2 separate regions of the Homo sapiens genome follow, and region 1 is linked to region 2. A link is an interaction called in ENCODE POLR2A ChIA-PET data of the cell type or tissue named here. Cell type or tissue: PC-3. All regions are shown on one strand. Links, peaks and the distances in the headings refer to the core of each region. The heading gives the core; the rest is flanking DNA.

What was found. ChIA-PET counts read pairs that join two places held together with the same protein. Peaks named below come from ENCODE experiments on the same cell type or tissue, not always from the same donor. Only the 100,000 strongest peaks of a DNase experiment are listed, where the experiment ranks them.
Region 1: POLR2A ChIA-PET joins it to region 2 with 10 read pairs; 3 of 35 experiments call an interaction of 5 or more read pairs at or near these places.

Annotation. Positions count from the first base shown.
Region 1 is chr10:12,987,608-12,997,430 of GRCh38, reverse strand. The region is part of intron 2 of CCDC3 (coiled-coil domain containing 3); the gene reads left to right. Among named protein-coding and RNA genes, the nearest start is that of CCDC3, 9.2 kb to the left of the region's middle. In PC-3, for the core only: no CTCF peak of the experiment used is centred there; no DNase peak of the experiment used is centred there.
Region 2 is chr10:13,081,543-13,091,365 of GRCh38, reverse strand. It overlaps a transcript of CCDC3 not described here. Among named protein-coding and RNA genes, the nearest start is that of OPTN, 14 kb to the left of the region's middle. In PC-3, for the core only: no CTCF peak of the experiment used is centred there; no DNase peak of the experiment used is centred there; H3K27ac peaks cover 1,289 bases.

The DNA.
Region 1 (9,823 bases), core at 1,053-9,052, 94 kb after region 2:
CAAAGCAATGGGCTTTGCCACAACCAAGTTGGGATGATAGTGGGGGCCAGGCCAGTCTAGGCCTCTGGGGCTGTGACCCATCTCTTCCGGTCCCCGATTGAAGACATTTTTAGGGCAATGTGACACACTGCTGGAGAGAGAGTTCTGATGTGGGTATCACATGGAATAAGGACTTTTTTTTTTTTTTTCCATTAACGAACCCATTTGCACATGTTAAGAGACTCCCTTCTTTCCACCCATCAAGAAGGGTTTGAGGGAAGTGTCTTTCTCTTGTCTGGTGGGATGGCCTAGGGTAGCTGCCTTGTTCTTCCGAATCCCCTTATTGTCTTTTTTATTTTGTTTTCCTTCCAACTTTTATTTTAGGTTCAGGGGGTACGTGTGTAGGTTTATGACGTGGGTAAATTGCGTGCCACTGGGGTTTGGTATACCAATCGTTTCGCACCCAGGTAGTGAGCACAGTACCTGAGAGGTAGTTTTTCCATCCTCACCCTCCTCCCACCCTCACGTAGGCCCCCGTGTCTATTGTTGCCATCTTTGTGTCCATGTGTACTCAATGTTTAGCTCCCATTATAAGTGAGAACATGCAGTGTTTGGGTTTCTGTTCCTGCGTTCATTTGCTTAGGATAATGGCCTCCAGCTGCATCCATGTCTGCAAAGGACAGGATTCAAACCCGCTTCAAAGGGAGATTCAAAGGGAGCTTCTCCCAGGGCTCCCTGGACCCTGGAGGCCTTCTTCATGCTCTTGCACAGAAGCTATTCCTGTGAAGGGCTGGTACGTCCAACTAAGGGAAAGGATTTCTTCTTCTTTGACATATGTCTGTAATCCCAGCACTTTGGGAGGCCGAGGTGGGGGGATCACCTGAGGTCAGGAGTTCAAGACCAGCCTGGCCAACATGGCGAAACCCTGTCTCTACTAAAAATACAAAAATTAGCTGGGCAGAGTGGTGCGTGCTTCTAATTCCAGCTACTCGGGAGGCTGAGGCAGGAAAATCGCTTGAACTCAGGAGGCGGAGGTTGCAGTGAGCCGAGATCACACCATTGCACTCCAGCCTGGGCGACAGAGTAAGACTCCATCTCAAAGAAACAAACAAACATACATTCCTCAGCTCTGCCCTACTGACAGCAGTCTAGACTTTTCTAACCCCTCCCTGATGGTTAGAAAGTTAGAACTTTCTGAACGCTTCTCATGTAGTTTGCTCCCAATGTGGTTCTAAGCACCTGTTTTTATTCTTCCTTTTCTCCTTCTTAATCATTACTGTTGCCTACTCCATATTGAGTTGGACCCAGCAAGTCTAAGCCTGAGCATCCCAAGCCCGAGTCATACTTAATTTCTTCCAAGCGAAGGCTTTTTAGGCTTGGCCCTTTTGTTCCCCATCTTGTGGGAGCTTTGTTTATATGACTATATAATAGATTTATGTCAAGAGATCAGATATTATTCTGATCTTTAATAGGTTAGCCCTTAAAATCTTAAGCTACATAACTTCTTAGCACTATGGTCACAATCTAGCTACTAACATTTTTCTGGAATTAGATTTTTCCATCATTTGGGAAAAACAAAGAACAATGGGACCGTGGAGAATTGTTTCAGCCTGAAGGCAGATCTATTTCTGTTGATCAGATGTTGATCTTGGGGGAGAATTCCTTTTCCCTTTCCCTTGAATCACCCTGGCCTCTTAGATAACAAAGTGTGGGAGCATTCCAGGCTCAGAGAAAAAGTGGAAACTTGAGGTGAGGAAGATCATTATTTCACTTTGCTGAGCTGCTGTGGAGCAGAATTTAGTTCAATCTGAGGGACTCTGCACGTTTCCAGACCTCTGCTTGTGCCGTTTTTACTCCCTACCCACTTTGAAAGGGACCACATCAAAGCTACATAAAATTAGCCCATTGTGGGCTGATTGCAGTGGCTCACGCCTGTATTCCCAGCACATTGGGAGGCCGAGGTCGGCGGATCACTTGAGGTCAGGAGTTTAAGACCGGCCTGGCCAACATGGTGAAACTCCATCTCTACTAAAAATACAAAAATTAGCTGAGGATGGTGGTACGCGCCTGTAATCCCAGCTACTTAGGATGTTGAGGCAGGAGAATCATTTGATCTTGGGAGGCAGAGGTTGCAATGAGCAGAGATCGTGCCACTGCACTCCAGTCTGGGCAGCAGACCAAGACTCTGTCTCAAAACAAAGCAAAACAAGAAAAATTAGCCCATTAGTTTAAAACTTAATTTGAAATTAAAATTACATTGACTTTTTAAAGTTTTCTGATGCTCCCTAAGATATTTTTACATACCCTGGAGTGATTAAAATAGTTGTGAATTATTGACTACTACTTGCTTCTTTTTTTTTTTTTTCTTTTGAGATGGAGTCTCACTCTGTAGACCAGGCTAGAGTGCAATGGCATGATCTCGGCTCACTGCAATCCCCACTTCCGAGGGTTCAAGTGATTCTCCTGCCTCAGCTTCCCAAGTAGTTGGGATTACAGGTATGTGCCATCACACCTGGCTAATTTTTGTATTTTTAGTAGAGAGGGGGTTTCACCATGTTGGCCTGGCTGGTCTTGAACTCCTGACCTCAGATGATCCACCTGCCTCAGCCTCCCAAAGTGCTGGGATTACAGGCGTGAGCCACCGTGCCTGGCCTACTTGCTGCTTTTTTCTTAAAAAAACCCAAAAACTTTAAGCGTTTCTTTTTCTGTGGGAAGGCAAGCATCAAATTATCCTACCCAGGATAAATACACCATGTTATGTCAGAAGCAGTCAACATTGTTCCTTAACCTTAGGGGAGGGGTCAGAATTGCTGTTATGATCACTCTTTTATTCCAGTAAGAATAGATGTTAGACTTTTGTTAATCAGAACACGCTAACACTCCGCATATTCTAAGAGCAGTTATGAAGGGCCTGGGACTTTGCTTAGGATACTTTCTTGTATTATGTGCCGATCTTCAATTACAGACCCTGCAGGCATCCCATGTGCTCCTGGACTTTCTAGGTGCTGGGTGCTGGGTGCTGGGTGTTTTTTTTTTTTGTTTTGTTTTGTTTTTGAGACGGAGTCTTGCTCTGTTGCCCAGGTTGGAGTGCAGTGATGCAATCTCGGCTTACTGCAGCCTCTGTCTCCCAGGTTCAAGTGATACTTCTACCTCAGCCTCCCAAGTAGCTGGGATTACAGGCACCCACCACCATGCCCAGCTAATTTTTGTATTTTTTGTAGAGATGGGGTTTCACCATGTTGGCCAGGCTGGTCTCGATCTCCCAGCCTCAAGTGACCCTCCTGCCTTGGCCTCCCAAAGTTCTGGGATTACAGGCGTGAGCCACCATGCCCCACCTCTAGATGCTGTTGATGCTGCTGTTCTTTAAGTTTCCATTCAGCTTGGACAGTGGATCTGGACTGTAGATATGAAGGGCACATTTCATTCTCTTCCCTGATAGTTCTCACTTTCTCTCTGTTGGAGGATCTGGGACTCTAGGGTCGATTTGGAGGGTAGGAGATGGAAGAGGGGGAAATCTTACGGAGGGAAACTTTTGCAAAGCATATGCAGGGTGACATTCAACTCAGTCCTTGGGAGCAAAGTCCTCCCACACTCTGGTTCCTTTCCAGCACCTCTCCATCTTCAAATATCCCACCCACGCATTAGTAAATAGCAACGGGATCTTTCTTTCAAAAGCTGCCAAGATGTCAGCAGTGTTAGTACGTGTTCACCGCCTCTCTGGTTCGGTGTCATGGTGTTAATAGGACTTGGGGGGATATCTTTGGCACGTTGGAACATCCACCAGATTTACTGGCAGATTTCTTTCCACACCAGCCAAGGACATTTTTCCTTCCTCATTTCTCTCTTGCTGGACAAGTGCAACAGTCAAAACAGAATTTGGATATTTTTCCCTCTCTGCCGTTACTGTCCCCTAGGACCAAGACCCAGACTGACCCATACTTATGTCAGTCTGTCATAAAATGTCATGGAATGGAAGGAAAATCTGTGGAGATCTTGCTATCATTTTCTTCTTTCTTCTTTTGGAGTTGGGAAGGATGATAGGGGTGTTACCCTTCTCTAAGCTCAACTTGTAATCAGAAGACCTTGATCGGCTCTGCCATTTCCAGAGGAATGACCGTGGGCAGATCCCCTAACTTCCCACAACTTCAGTTTTCCCTTCTATAAAATAGAACCTAGAACAGATAAACTGTCTCAGGGTATTGTCTCAGGACCTAATTAGAACATACTTTTGAAAACACTTTCTAGAGTGATGCAAGGGCTTATTACTGGAAGCTGATTATTCTCAAGTATTGCTTTAAAAACCACATTGAAAAAGAATTTGAAAAGCTGCCTGCTCCCGTCCAGGGGGTCCTGAAACATCCCATGGAGTAGTGGCAACATCAGTAGTAACAGGGGTTTGTGCTGGAGATGGGAACGGATGGAAGGGAAGCTATCTTCTGCACTTTTTTCATTCAACAGAATCGATTGGGTTCTGTGCAAGGATGACATTTAAAAATATAGTGTATTGAATTATCAACAGATAACACACTCACGTGGGGTCTCTACTACCTCTGACACCCATCCACCCAGTCCCCACAAATCCTCCAAATAAGTAGCCACTGTTACTAGTTTCCTTTATAGACAGTCAGTGGTGTTTTAAAAATCATTATTTCAGTCAGTTCTAGGGAACAGGTGGTGTTTGGTTGCACGAATCAATTCTTCAGTGGTAATTTCTGAGATTTTGGTGCACCCATCTCGTGAGCAGTGTATACTGTACCCAGTGTGTAGTCTTTTTTATCCCTCACCCTCTCCCACCCTTCCCACCGAGTCCCCAGAGTCCATTCTTAATCTTATGCCTTTGCGTCCCCATAGCTTAGATCCCATTTATGAGTGAGAACATAAAATGTTTGATTTTCCATTCCTGAGTTACTTCATTTAGAATAGTGGTCTCCAGTTCCATCCGGATCTCTGCGAATGCCATTATTTCATTCCTTTTTATGGCTGAGTAGTATTCCATGACATATATAAAATACATTTTCTTTATCTCAATGGAGTTGTTGGTTTTGTTTTGTTTTGTTTCTTTTGAGATGGAGTCTTGGTCTGCTGCCCAGGCTGGAGTGCAGTGGCGCAATCTCAGCTCACTGCAACCTCCGCAGTGAGGTTCAAGCGATTCTCATGCCTCAGCCCCCTGAGTAGCTGGGACTACAGGCGCCCAGCACCACGGCCAGCTGATTTTTGTATTTTTAATAGAGATGGTGTTTCACCATGTTGGCCAGACTGGTCTCAAACTCATGACCTCAAGTGATCTACCCACCTCAGCCTCCCAAAATGCTGGGATTATAGGTGTGAGCCACTGCAGTTGGTCCTCAATGGAGTTTTTGTTTTTTCTTTCTTTTTTTTTTTTTAATCCAAATATGTGTTATTACCACCGTCTTTGACACAAATGGCAACACACTGTGTACACTTCACTACACCTTGCTTAATTCATGAGTAGATCTGGGAGATCTTTCCATATGCATGGCCTGAGGGCTAGACTGGGTGAGAAAAAAAGATAAGAAAGAGACAGAAAACAAGGCCTTTGTCCATAATAAGGATTTCTCCTGGAGTTTTTGCTGCACAGCTCCATGATTCAGCCCTTTTTGGGTCAGATCCCCGCATTGCTTCTAACTGTTTAGTGTTCAGAGTTCAGGTAGGTAAGGTTTTGGAGTTTTTAAAACTATATGCAGAGATTTCAGTTAAAATCAGTGGGAATCATAGGCCATGGTTGGCTTGCTTCATCTTGACTGGCGCTGGAGTTGACATTTCTATCTGACTGGCTCCATTAAGAACGTGTGTTCAAAGCCAGGATTGGTGGTTCAAGCCTGTAATCCCAGCAATTTGGGGGGCTGAGGTGGGCAGATCCCTTGAGGTCAGGAGTTTGAGACCAGCCTCGCCAACATGGTGATACAACATGGTGAAACCCCGTCTCTACTAAACACACAAAAATTAGCCAGGCATGGTGGCACATGCTTGTAATCCCAGCTACCTGGGAGGCTGAGGCAGGAGGATCGCTTGAACCTAGGAGGCAGAGGTTGCAGTGATCTGAGATCATGCCACTGCACTCCAGTCTGGGCAACAGAGCAAGACTCCCTCTCAAGGAAAAAAAAACAAAACAACAACAACAAAAAAAACATATGTTCAAGCTTTGGTGGAATATATAGCACGGAGGGAAAAAATGAACAGTGTTTATTTTTTGATGATCAAAAGCAAATAGGAATGGGACAGGATCTGTAGTTTCTAAAGCGAGGTTTGAACCCCAAATAGACTAAAAATCAGATAGAACTCATTTCATTCACATTTTTCAGAAAGGGCTCTAGAACAATTTAAAGGTATCCCCGCAAGTGTGCTGAGATCCTCAAGTTTAACAGATCATTTGGTCAAAAACAAAGATACTCATTCCTTAGAGATGGAGAAGTGTAGCTTATGGTCAACAAGTATTTGAGCACCTGTTAAGTGTCTCTGTTTCTTTATTCTTCTTTGATACTGCACCCAAACTCAAAAGTGGTAGTATCTTAAAAATGTGCTATAATGTAGAATCTGAAACCTTATCAATGAACTTTCTGTATTCCTACATGAAAATACATTGGCCTATCTTGTACTTTGAATGGATTTCTTACTCATGCATGATTTCATAACATGACGCATTGACCATTTGGAAAATAGTAGTTTTACCATGTTATGCAGACCTTCCAAATGTGGTGAGATTTAATTATACAATATAAAAATCATATTTGTTAATACCACTATTGATCTGATGGGGGAAAGACTAAGTATTGGGAAGCTGTCAAACTCACAGTGGCAACTTTCTTAAAATTCTAATTTTTGCTTGAGAGCTCACACCCAGTCACTGGCAGCCAATACTGTCAGTTGTTTTCTTTGAAGTGACAAGCTTACTTTATTCACCTTCAAGAAAATGTCTATCAAATACCCAAATCTGAATAAATATATTTGGCCCTTCATTTCATTCTTTTAAGTAAAAATAGTGTTTCATGAAGAAAGCCAATAGTTCATCTCAGAACTTGAGACAACCATCATACTTTGCTATGCGGAGGGGCTTTATGTGTATGCTTCATTTCTTCACACTTGCATGTATTAACAATGTGTATGCAAGAGTCAGGATTTAATAATTTTTACTGCTTCAGTGAAGACATTCTTTTTTTTTTTTTTTTTGGTTGAGACGGAGTCTCGCTTTTTTGCCCAGGCCAGAGTGCAGTAGTGGCGCTATCTTGGCTCACTGCAAGCTCCGCCTCCCAGGTTCACACCATTCTCCTGCCTCAGCCTCCCGAGGCCTGTAGCTGGGACTACAGGATCCTGCCACCACGCCCGGCTAATTTTTTGTATTTTTAGTAGAGATGCGGTTTCACTGTGTTAGCCAGGATGGTCTCGATCTCCTGACCTCATGATCTGCCCGCCTCGGCCTCCCAAAGTGCTGGTATTACAGGCGTGAGCCACTGTGCCCGGCCCAGTGAAGATATTCTTAAATTAAACTGGCATTTTTTTTTTTCTGCTTGCACATGGCACTGAAGAATGCAATGACTGCTAGAATCATCTGGTCCCACTATCTTGATTTGCGCTATGAGGCTGGCAGTTTAACTTGCCTTGCTGTTGCACCAGCAGCGCAAATGACAAACAGTGAAAAAGACAAATAAATAACATCTTAGTAGTATTCCGAAAATAGTTTTGATCTCATGGACTGCCTAAAAGGGTGCTGGGGCCAGGTGCAGTGGCTCACGCCTGTAATCCCAACACTTTGGGAGACTGAGGTGGGCTGATCACTTGAGATCAGGAGTTAGAGACCAGCCTGGCCAACATGGTGAAACCCTGTCTCTACCTAAAATACAAAAATTAGCCAGGTGTGGTGGCACGTGCCTGTAATCCCAGCTACTCAGGAGGCTGAGGCATGAGAGTCGCTTGAACCCGGGAGGTGGAGTTTGCAGTGAGCTGAGATCGTGCCATTACACTCCAGCTTGGGCGACAGAGAGAGACTTTGTCTAAATAAGTAAGTAAAATGAATGAATGAGTGAGTAATGAATGAATGAATGGGTCCTGGGGCCCCCTAGGATTCTGCAGACTTGGGGAACTGCTGCTCTGGACTAAGTCAGTGGTGGACCATGGTAGAAGGGAGGTATTGACTGAGCCGAGGGCTTAAGGAATGGGGGATTTAATGGTCTGAGTGAAGGGAGGTTTGTGACCTCAGTATGTGGCCCAGAATTTCAGGAGACCTTGAGTGAACATTGAGCTTGGAATGATTTCAGGAGCTGGGCTTCTAGCCCTGCTGAATAATGGGCAGCTGCATGGGCAGCGTTGGGCCAGATTGTAGGGGGCTATGAAGACCTTTGTAAAGATTCCAGGGCTGAGACTCAGGAGACTCTGGATTGAGGGGGCTCGATCTGGACTTTGGAGAGTGACTAAGCATATACTGTTTTCAGAAAGCTTTTGAGCTATTTATAATCGTGCTACTCCCTGCTTTCTAGGTGAAGGCTATTAACTTATTCTGATTGTCATTACTCAGCCACTTGATTGGCCAAGTAGAGCCAAAGCTGGCAAGTAGGTAGGATGGTGGTCTTTTTAATTTATTCATTTGTACCTTCATTCTACATATATTTACTAAACACCTACAGTGTGTCACTGGGGATACAAAAGGGAACAGGAGAAAAGAGCTCCAGGCCCTCCTTGAACCTACGTGGTAGTGGGATGAGGGAGAGACAGTCACTACATCAATGAATGTATCAGTCCATAGGAAAAATAACAGATAATGATAGGTGTTTGGCCAAGAATTAAAAGAGGGTAGGTGGGGCGCGGTGGCTCATGCCTGTAATCCTGACACTTCGGGAGGCTGAGGTGGGCAGATCACTCGAGGTCAGGAGTTCAAGACCAGCTTAGCCAACATGGTGAAACTCTGTCTCTACTAAAAATACAAAAATTAGCCAGGCATAGTGGCACATACCTATAATCCCAGCTACTCAGGAGGCTGAGGCAGAATCGCTTAGACCTTGGAGGCCGAGATTGCAGTGAGCTGAGATTGCACTACTGTACTCCAGCCTGGGCGACAAGAACGAGACTCTGTCTCAAAAAAAAAAGGTAATAGGAATTGGAAGCCACTTTAGGTTGAAGAGATGACTTTTAAACTGAAATCTGAAGGACACAGAACCAGCCATACAAAGATCAGGCAGAAAAGCATGCCAGGCAGACCAAGAAGCCATTGCAATTGGCCCCAAGGTGAAAATGGCTTGGCCTTCTCGAGGGGTGGAAAAATAGGAATGAGCATTGGCGGTGGGGAGAGAATGGAACAAGCTGGGTTTGGAGAGGTGAGCATGGGCTGGATCATGTGGACATTTCTGAGCATGTGGGGGAAGATTAGATCTTTGTGATTTGGGGAGCCATTGAACGGCGTGGTGAGACGTGATGAGCCTTTCAGAAAAGGAACACTCTGGCAGCTGAGTGAACCACAGATTGCTGAGGGGCAAAAGCGGAAGCAGGGAGACCAGTTGGGAAACCACTGGAACTGTCTAGGCAAGACTGGAGGCTTGGACTAGTGGGTAGCAGTGGCTCTGGGAAGAAATGGCTGGCTCTGGGATATGTCTGGAAGGGGCGCTCTCCTGTGTTCTTCCAATTTGTCTTTGATCACAGACCACTGCTGTCACTACTTTTTAAGACATTTGCTCTGTGTCATCTTCCTCCAGCACCTCGACCACCCCCAGGGTATTGGCCAATGTCATGCTTTGTGCTGCAAAATATTACACTTCCTTTGGGAATATTTGTACCTGAATTAATTAATAACATACCTAGTTGAAAATAGTTTTAAGGCAGAAATTTGCATCTCGAT
Region 2 (9,823 bases), core at 712-8,711:
TGAGGGCACTAATCTCATTTGTGAGGGCTCTCCTCTCATGACCTAATCACCCCCCAAAAGGCTTCACCTCCTGTGATGGCTAATATTGAGTGTCAACTTGATCAGATTGAAGGATGCAAAATATTGTTTCTGGGTATGTCTGTGAGTGGGTTGCCAGAGGATATTAAGATTTGCTTCAGTGGACTGGGAGAGGCAGGCCCACCCTCAATCTGGGTGGGCACCATCCAGTTGGTTGCCAGTGAGGCTAGAAAAAGCAGGCAGAAGAAGGTGGAAGGGCAGACTTGCTGAGTCTTCCAGACTTCATCTTTCTCCTGTGCTGGATGCTTCCTGCCCTTGAACATCAGACTCCAAGTTCTTCGGCCCTTGGACTCTAGGACTTACTGCAGTGGTTTGCTGGGGGCTCTCAGGCTTTTGGCCACAGACTGAAGGCTGCACTGTCAGCTTCCCTACTTTTGAGGCTTTGGGACTTGGACTGAGCCACTACTGGCTTCCTTGCTCCTCAGCTTCCAGACAGCCTGTCATGGGACTTCACCCTGTGATCGTGTGAGTCAATTCTCCTTAATAAACTCCCTTCAATATATGCATCTGTCCTTTTACTTCTGTCCCTCTAGAGAACCCTGACTAATAACACCTCCTAATACCCTCACCTGCCGGTGAGGATTTCAATCTATGGATTTTGGGAGGACACAAACATTTAGACCCTAGCAGATGAGAAACCCAGGACAGGCAGCTGCCCTGGGGGAAGGAGATTAGTTCTGAGTAACTTGCATTACTTGTGGGATAGGTGAATGAAGAGGTCCACACCTATTTGGAAAAATGGGCCTGAACCTCAGGATAGAGATTAAGCTTGGAAATATGGACTTAGTCCTTCTCAGAGACCTCCTCTAAAAGGGCTGAATTCTAGCACAATTTGCAATTGCAAAAATGTGGAACCAACCCAAATGCCCATCAATCAATGAGTGGATAAAGAAATGGTATGGCCAGGTGCGGTGGCTCAAACCTGTAATCCTAGCACTTTGGGAGGCCAAGGCAGGTGGATAACGAGGTCAGGAGATCAAGACAATCTGGCCAACATGGTGAAACCTTGTCTCTCCTAAAATACAAAATAAATTAGCTAGGCATGGTGGCACGCACCTGTAGTCCCAGCTACTTGGGAGGCTGAGGCAGGGGACTCGCTTGAACCTAGGTGGTGGAGATTGCAGTGAGCTGAGATCACACCACCGCACTCCAGCCTGGTGACAGAATGAGACTCTGACACAAAAAAAAAAAAAAAAGAAAGAAACGGTGATATATATATATATATATATATATATATATATATATATATATATCTAACGGAATACTACTCAGCCATAAAAAGGAATGAATTAATGGTATTTGCAGCAACCTGGATGAGATTGGAGGCTATTATTCTAAGTGAAGTAACTCAGGCATGGAAAACCAAACATCGTATGTTCTCACTCACAGCAGTGAGGATGCAATGGCGTAAGAATGACACAATGGACTTTGGGAACTCACGGAGAAAGGGTGGGAGGGGGGTGGGGGATAAAAGGCTACAAATTGGGTGCAGTGTCCACTGCTCGGGTGATGGGAGCACCAAAATCTCACAAACCACCAGTAAAAAACTTATCCCTGTAACCAAACACCACCTGCTCCCCAATAACCTTTGGAAATAAAAAAATTAAAATTTAAATTTAAAAAAATGGCTGAATTCTAGAGAATTCCTCCAATTTAAGGGGGGGTGCTGAAAGAAAATAAAAAGTTGGAGAGGAGAGAAGAGGGAGCATCCAGATAAGAGAAAGCGAAACTAGGAGAGAGCAATGTCCCCGAAGTCAAGTGAGGAAAAGTATCAGGAAGGAGAGGGCATTGAAGGTGTCCGGGGCCAGAGTACCCCGAGGAATGGGGACAGAAAAGCAAGTTTGAGAATTGAAGACTCTAATCAAGTGATGGGACAATAGTCCCAGCAACTTCAAAGAATATAACAATAGTACTAAGTTGTTTACTTGCATTCTTTATATGATTCATATAAAGAATTCATAATAAGTGTTAAACATAAAGAAATGTTCACTTACAAATATTCATAAATAAGTGTTCACTTACAAATATTCATAAGTGTTCATTTATAAATATTCATAAATAAGTGTTAAACAAATAAAGTTACTACTTTAAGACGACTCTTTCTAAAGAGTTAGCCACTATCTGTAAGCTCTAAGATGTATTTTATATGGTCCGCTGTGTAGTTTTTGGATCTGAATCAGAACCTGGAGAATTTGAGGAGGGAATTTGTCGTAGACCTGTTCTACATATATCTCAATATCCAGTTAATATTTCTTTCTTCTTTTATTTTTTTTTTTTTTTGAGACAGTCTCACTCTGTCACCCAGGCTGGAGTGCAGTGGCACGATCTTAGCTCACTACAACCTTTGCCTCTAGGGTTCAAATGATTCTCCTGCCTCACCCTCCTGAGTAGCTACAGGTGCCCGCCACCATACCTGACTAATTTTGGTATTTTTAGTAGGTTTCACTATATTGGCCAGGCTGGTCTCGAACTCCTGACCTCAGGTGATCCTCCTGCCTTGGCCTCCCGAAGTGCTGGGATTACAGGCGTGAGCCACTGCGCCCAGCTAATATTCAGTTAATTTTTTAAAAATGCTTTCCTCCTTTCCGTCTTGTCTCCTTAATGCTGCTTAACGCCTCATTTGCTTCTTTTGCCTGTGCTTTTGGAGACAGGGCAGGCAGGTGAGCGGCAGCCTGTCTCATTCCATTCCCTCGGTAGCCTCAATTTTTTGCAGTGTGCCATCTACAGCTTAGTTTTCATCTCTAGTTCTCATATTACTTTTCAAGATCAAAAACCTATTTCTCAATATGATTCATGCTCCTTGGAGACTTGTGCTAATTATAGTTTGATGATATTGACTCTGCTGGATTTGGGGCGATGTCATTTTATGACGTCCCTTTCTTGTGTTTATCAACACTGGTTTGCTCAATTCACGTTTCCTTTTCATTTATTCTAAGAGTTACAGCTCTCCAATAGAATTAGATTCTTTCTATCTTTAGAGCAGCATGTTAATTTTTTTTTATCCTTCTCAACATTATTTCTAAATTGTTGAGTCTTTTTAATGATAACTAAAACCAACACTACTTTTACAATGACTCAATGGTGAGTCAAAATTCTTGTATCTAAGTTTGCTAACATAAATTTACTGTAGATTAGTCTTTTGCTAGGATTTGACTGGGGCGGCTGTGTACAGTTGTGCAGGCTGTTCACTGCATCCCCAAGGGGATGAATGCAGGCTGAAGCATGCCAAGTCATGCACTTTGGTGTGAAGCTGCGTCTTCCCAAGGAAGTAACTCCTTTCTCAAACGCACACAAAGACTTTTTACCAACTAGTGGAATCCTGGATCTGATCATTTTATACAGATCCTCAGCTTGCAATGCTATCCGTGAAGTCCTTGCCAAAAGCTTCCTAATGTGAGCACATCCAAAGTCTGGAGGACCACAATTGCTAGTGCACCAACCTTGTAGATCTCTTACCTTCAGGCTGTAGAAAAGCATTCCAGCCCATTGCAGAGTACATAGGAAAGCGGCGGCTATGGCTTCTCTATGCTCCTAGCTCTCTGCGCCAGTTTCTCCACTGACCTTAGATGATACTTCTAAGTATCATCTTCTAAGTATCTAAGGATAAGCCCCAACATAGCTTATCCTTTTATAGTAGGGAGGAAAACTTCTACCCCTTAGGACCTCCTGTTTTTCCCCAGACTTCCATAGCCCTTCTGTGCTTCGATCTCACCCGCCCATTTCCAGGGTCCAGACTTCTCTTGTGCTGGTTTTTAGCCTTCTATCTGGTCTTCTGTTATAAGGTGCACTGCTAAGAGGAGTGGACATGGAGAAGGGAGAGGGGCAAAGAGGGTGGGCCAGATATCGTCAGCACTGTTCCTAGCACCATTTTTTTTTTTTTTTTGAGATGGAGTTTCACTCTTGTTGCCCAGGCTGGAGTGCAATGGCGCAATCTCAGCTCACCGCAACCTCTACCTCCTGGGTTCAAGCAATTCTCCTGCCTCAGCCTCCTGAGTAGCTGGGATTACAGGCATGCACCACCATGCCTGGCTAATTTTGTATTTTTAGTAGAGACTGGGTTTCTCCATGTTGGTCAGGCTGGTCTCGAATTCCCGACCTCAGGTGATCCACCCGCCTTGGCCTTCCAAAGTGCTGGGATTACAGGCGTGAGCCACCATGCCCGGCCTTGTTCCTAGCACCTTTTATGCTCTTCTCTGTATCTTAGGCCTTAGAAGCCTAGGGACTATATTTCTGAAATGCCTTTGCCAACAGGCTTTAGGATACAGCTGAGAAGATGTGTCTGTGCCAGGTTTGAAAAGCTGAGGCTGCAACAGGTGTGTGGGCTTCCAACAGATGAATCTGCAGCCCCTTTCATGTTTCCTTAACTGTTATTAGCCCAGGGCTTGTAGGCATCTGGGACTACTGGCAGTGGTTTTCTGCATTTTACTCACCTCTGGGTGGCAGGTGCCGCTTCCTGACCCCCTGGACCAACCACAGCTTTGGTGACAAATTTGAAAACTAGGATTGAATTCCCTGAAACTCATCGTAGAAACCTTTTACAGAGGCCGGGCGCGGGGGCTCATGCCTGTAATCCTAGCACTTTGGGAGGCTGAGGCAGGCGGGTCACGAGGTCAGGAGATCGAGACCATCCTGGCTAACACGGTGAAACCCCGTCTCTACTAAAAATACAAAAAATTAGTGGGGCGTGGTGGCATGTGCCTGTAATCCCAGCTGCTGGGGAGGCTGAGGCAGGAGAACCGGGAGGCGGAGGTTGCGGTGAGCTGAGATTGTGCCACTGCACTTCAGCCTGGGTGACAGAGCAAGACTCCATCTCAAAAAAAAGAAAGAAACCTTTTGCAGAGAGGATTCAGAGTTTTATTCATAACTCCCAAAATATTCCAAACAATTGCCTTAAATCTTAAATATTGATGTGAATATTTACTCAATGACTTGGAATTGTTATGCTAACTTTGGAAATATCTCAAAAGAATGATTATTCATCTACTTTGCATTTGAAACTTACAAATTTTGGGTTTCACTTCCTTTCATTTGTTATTCATATAAGAAGTATTTACCAAGTAAAAGCTACTTGATTATAAATCCCCAAAGGGCCTGGCTCCATGAATTATTCTGTTTCTCATATGCGCCATCTTTCCTGCTTCCCTTGGCCTAAGAACATATGGAAGTTTATACCAATCTAAAAATAATCACTAAATAACAAGGCCTCTCTTGGTTCATATTTTCCCTTTATGACCACTTTTTCTAATTAATTATCTTTTCATCCAAACTTCTTCAATATATACTTGGTCTCTTGAATTTCTTTCTTTCTTTTTTTTTTTTTTAAGAGGGAGTCTCTCTCTGTCACCCAGGCTGGAGTGCAGTTGCACAATTTTGGCTCACTGCAACCCCCAGCTCCCGGATTCAAGTGATTCTCCTGCCTCAACCTCCTGAGTAGCTGGGATTACAGGCATCTACCACCACACCTAGCTAATTTTTATGTTTTTAATAGAGATGGGGTTTCGCCATGTTGGCCAGGCTTGTCTCAAACTCCTGACCTCAGGTGATCTGCCCACCTTGGCCTCCCAAAGTGCTGGGATTATAGGCATGAGCCACTGCACCTGGCCTCATGGTCCCTTGAATTTCTGATGTTTTATGGAATATTTGAAAGTTTTCTGCCTGGAAAGGAGGGAGGATTATGGATCAAAAAGTTTGAATTAAACAAAATGTTGGAGACTGCTTTCCACGGTCTTCAATATGCTGATATGCATTACAAAGCCCCACAACGGAGGTGGGGATGGGGTCACGGATTTCAGTGCTTCCTGAATGCTTTGGACTGAAAATCCATCTGCTGTGTCCAAAATCGCTAAGGACCTCCCGTTGTTAAATTCAATGGGCATGTAACAGGGTGTGGAATTGTTGTTAGCAGAAGAAACTGACATGTGAAAGTTGCCAGCCATTTCTATTTCTGGCATGGGGACACTGAGTCATCTTGAAGCTGACTTCTTTGGGAAGAACCACTGGAGTGGCTCCCTTTAGTGACAGAGCCGTAAAGTTTCTGGGGTGCGCACACAACAGCACGCTCACTCAATATTCCCTTGGCTGGGGCTGGGACCCAGGCTTGCTAGGCAGACTCCAGTGCCTTGATCTCAGGTTGCTGGGGTGGTGGTGGCAGTTTGCCTGGAAGCCAGAACACTTTCTGGAAGGAAGGATATTGACACTTCAACTATTCTCTTTGTTGTCAGGATCTTCAGGGGGCCTCAGAAAATAGTTCTCTTCTTCCCTGCCTGGGTTCTGAACAAGTGTGAAACCAGAGAAAGGCAGATGAGAGATTTAAAACTTTTTTGTATGTGACTGACAAAGGCTTGGTTGGAGGGCGTGATTTTCTGTTGGGGAACGTCACCTGCTAATGGGGTGCTCTAGCATTTTCCAGATGTGTCCACACAAGCCTGGCCCCTGCACCCATACTGTGCTCTCCTTCCTCTCCCTAGACAATCTCACTCCTTCTCATGGCTTTGCTCACCTCCTCCCCACATCTTCAGACCTCTGTAATCCACTGATTGCTGGCAACTTTCTGGGCATCTCAAAATCAGGATCTCACAATGTTACTGGAAAGGAGTCCCGATCTAGACCCCAAGAGAGGGTTATTGGATCTCGTGCAAGAAAGAATTCAGGGTGAGTCCACAGTGCAAAGCAAAAGCAAGTTTATTGAGAAAGTAAAGTGGGGCCGGGCGCGGTGGCTCATGCCTGTAATCCCAGCACTTTGGGAGGCCGAGGCGAGTGGATCACCTAAGGTCAGGAGTTCGAGACCAGACTGACCAACATGGAGAACCCTGTCTCTATTAAAAATACAAAATTAGCCAGGTGTGGTGGTGCATCCCTGTAATCTCAGCTACTTGAGAGGCTGAGGCACAAGAATCGCTTGAACCCGAGAGGTGGAGGAGGTTGTGGTGAGCAGAGATTGTGCCATTGCATTCCAGCCTGGGCAACAAGAGTGAAATGCTGTCTCAAAAAAAAAAAAAAAGAAAAGAAAAGAAGGTAGAGTGGTGAAAGATGGCTACTCCATAGACAGGGTAGGGCGTTCCCGAAGGCAGAAGAAGAAACATGTCCACCCTAGGTATAATACTCATTTATGTAGGATAAAGAAGATCATGGGGAGATGTGCTCTGCTACAAGGGTTTGTGATAAAGGATTAATTTTCTTAATGACTATATCTTGCAAGAATCGATATTACTATCTTTAAAGCAAAATTAGGAATGCTTCTGTTCTCAAGATATTGGGATATCAGGATGTTATATATAAAATGTTTATTCAGAAACAGAATGCTTGTTCCTTGGTACCATAAGGAAAAAAAAATCAGCATTTAGACAAAAAGTTTTCTCAGCAAGGTTATTTTACTTTCTGCAGAAAGGGTGCTCCTCGCAGATGGAAAAATGGCAAGAGCACACCTGAATAAAGGAGGGAAGCAATTTTTATCCCTTACGCAGCTTGTCCCTGCTACTCTGTCCTGTCTCCATTGGCTGGAGCCAGACCTCACAATCTAAACTGAACCCAATTGGCTGACAATTTAAAACTTCTCTAAATAGGTAAAAGCAATGGAGAACAAAGGAAAAGAGGAAGTTGCTTACGAAAGGACTTAGAAAAGTAATAACATTCCCAAATAAGGAAGGGGCATAGGCTGTGAGCTGGGACATGCCTGTGAGCACCTCCAGCACAGATATCTTGGTTAAAGTACAAGGACATAGAATGTACTATGTGCCTGTGAGCACATTTAACAGCTACATAGGATAGGGCTTAACAAAGAGTTATTAGCACAAATCAAGGAAGCTTGAAGGAAGTTAGTCTTTAAAAGAAACTATTATTTCTAACACTTATGATTTATTCTTTAACAAAAAGGGAAACTGTGAAGAGGAAACTTTTTACTTTCTACGGTTCCCTCCTCTTGATTTCATAGTTTTTTCCTCTGCAAACTTTCTTAACATGTCTTGTTCTAGCTATTTTGCTTGAGTTTTTAAAAGAAAAAGCTTTTCTGGTTGATGAAATGCCAGGGTAAAAGGGATAGCCAATTGAACTAGAGTGCAAGTACTGCTCTAATTGTTTGGCAGAATGTCCAGTAAAGGTCCTCTACAATACTACCATACATCTGCTTGGTGATGAATAATGGTGGACTGATGGGTCAGCTCTTGGAAGTGCCTGAACTCACTGCTTGTTAAGTCTCCAAGGAATGCCAAATTTTCCCCTTGTCGTTGGAGAAATGAGGTAAAATTGGTCTTGAAAGATGGAGGCTGTGTGGGCAGCAAGCCATCCAGGTGCTGAGGCAAGAGACCGAGGGCACAAGCTGTTCCAGTATAATAAAGAAAACACATAGAAGAGGAATAGTTGTACTAGAAATAGGATATAGATATGATTATATATGAATATTATTAATCATTAGTTTGTAGCATTACTCTTTATTCCACTGTTATAATAATTTCTGTTCTACAATTATAACCTAGGAAAAACCAGGCCATACAGAGATAGGAGCTGAAGGGGCACAGTGAGAAGTGACCAGAAGGCAAGTGTGAGCCCTCTGTCACGCCCGGATAGGGCCACTAGAGGGCTCCTTGGTCTAGCGGTAACACCAGTGCCTGGGAAGGCAACCGTTACTTAGCTGACCTTGGTCTAGCAGTAATGTCAGTGCCTAGGGAAGGCACCCGTTACTTAGCAAACCGGGAAAGGGAGTCTCCCTTTCCCCAGGGGAGTTAGAGAAGACTCTGCTCCACCACCTCTTGTGGAAGGCCTGACATCAGACAGGCCTGCCCGCAGCCATCCAGAGGCCTAAACGTCTCCCTGTGATGCTGTGCTTCAGCGGTCACGCTCCTGGTCCACTTTCATGTTCCACCCTGTATACCTGGCTCTGCCTTCTAGATAGCAGTAGCAGAATTAGTGAAAGTACTAAAAGTCTCTGATATGCAGAAATAATGGCGTAAGCTGTGTCCTCTCTCTCCGCCTTGGCTGTCAAACAGGGAAGGGCCGCCTGTCCAGTGGACATGTGACCCACGTGACCTTACCTATCATTGGAGATGGCTCACACTCCTTACCCTGCCCCCTTGTCTTGTATCCAATAAATAACAGCACAGCCTGGCATTTGGGGTCACTATCAGTCTCCACATCTTGGTGGTAGTGGTCCCCTGGGCCCAGCTGTCTTTTCTTCTATCACTTTGTCTTGTGTCTTTATTTCTATGATCTCTTGTCTCTGCACACAGGGTGAAAGACCCACAGACCCTGTAGGGCCGGTCCCTACAAGGCTGGATGGCCCTCGGGGGCTGACCCACAGGGTACTGCATTTTAGGAAATAGCAGAGAGAGTTTGGCACAGTTCACTGTCACAGGCTGTAGGATTTTGAAAAAGAGCTACCAGGAAGTCCATGTCTTGTCGATTAGAGGATTATCTGAGTGGAAAGGGGACAACCTGGACCTCTGGCCTACCACGCACACAAGCGTAACGATTGCATTTATTTAGAGTGCAGATGGAATATTTAATCCATTTTAGCCAGGCATTTACATCCTGATACCTTGTCTCAATTGTTCTTGTTTGCCTTAGGTTTTTTACTTTTACTATAGAGACTTTGGTCTTGTCATTGTGTCTGGGAGGAGTGATAACTAAACAGGCATTAAAAGTAGTAACTTGAGGTGAGTTAGATTTAGTTACCTTAATAAGATGGAGAGTAGTTAAAGGGAAGAAAATAAAAAGAGAAGATAGATTAAGTTTTCGTAGCTTTAACTTGGTA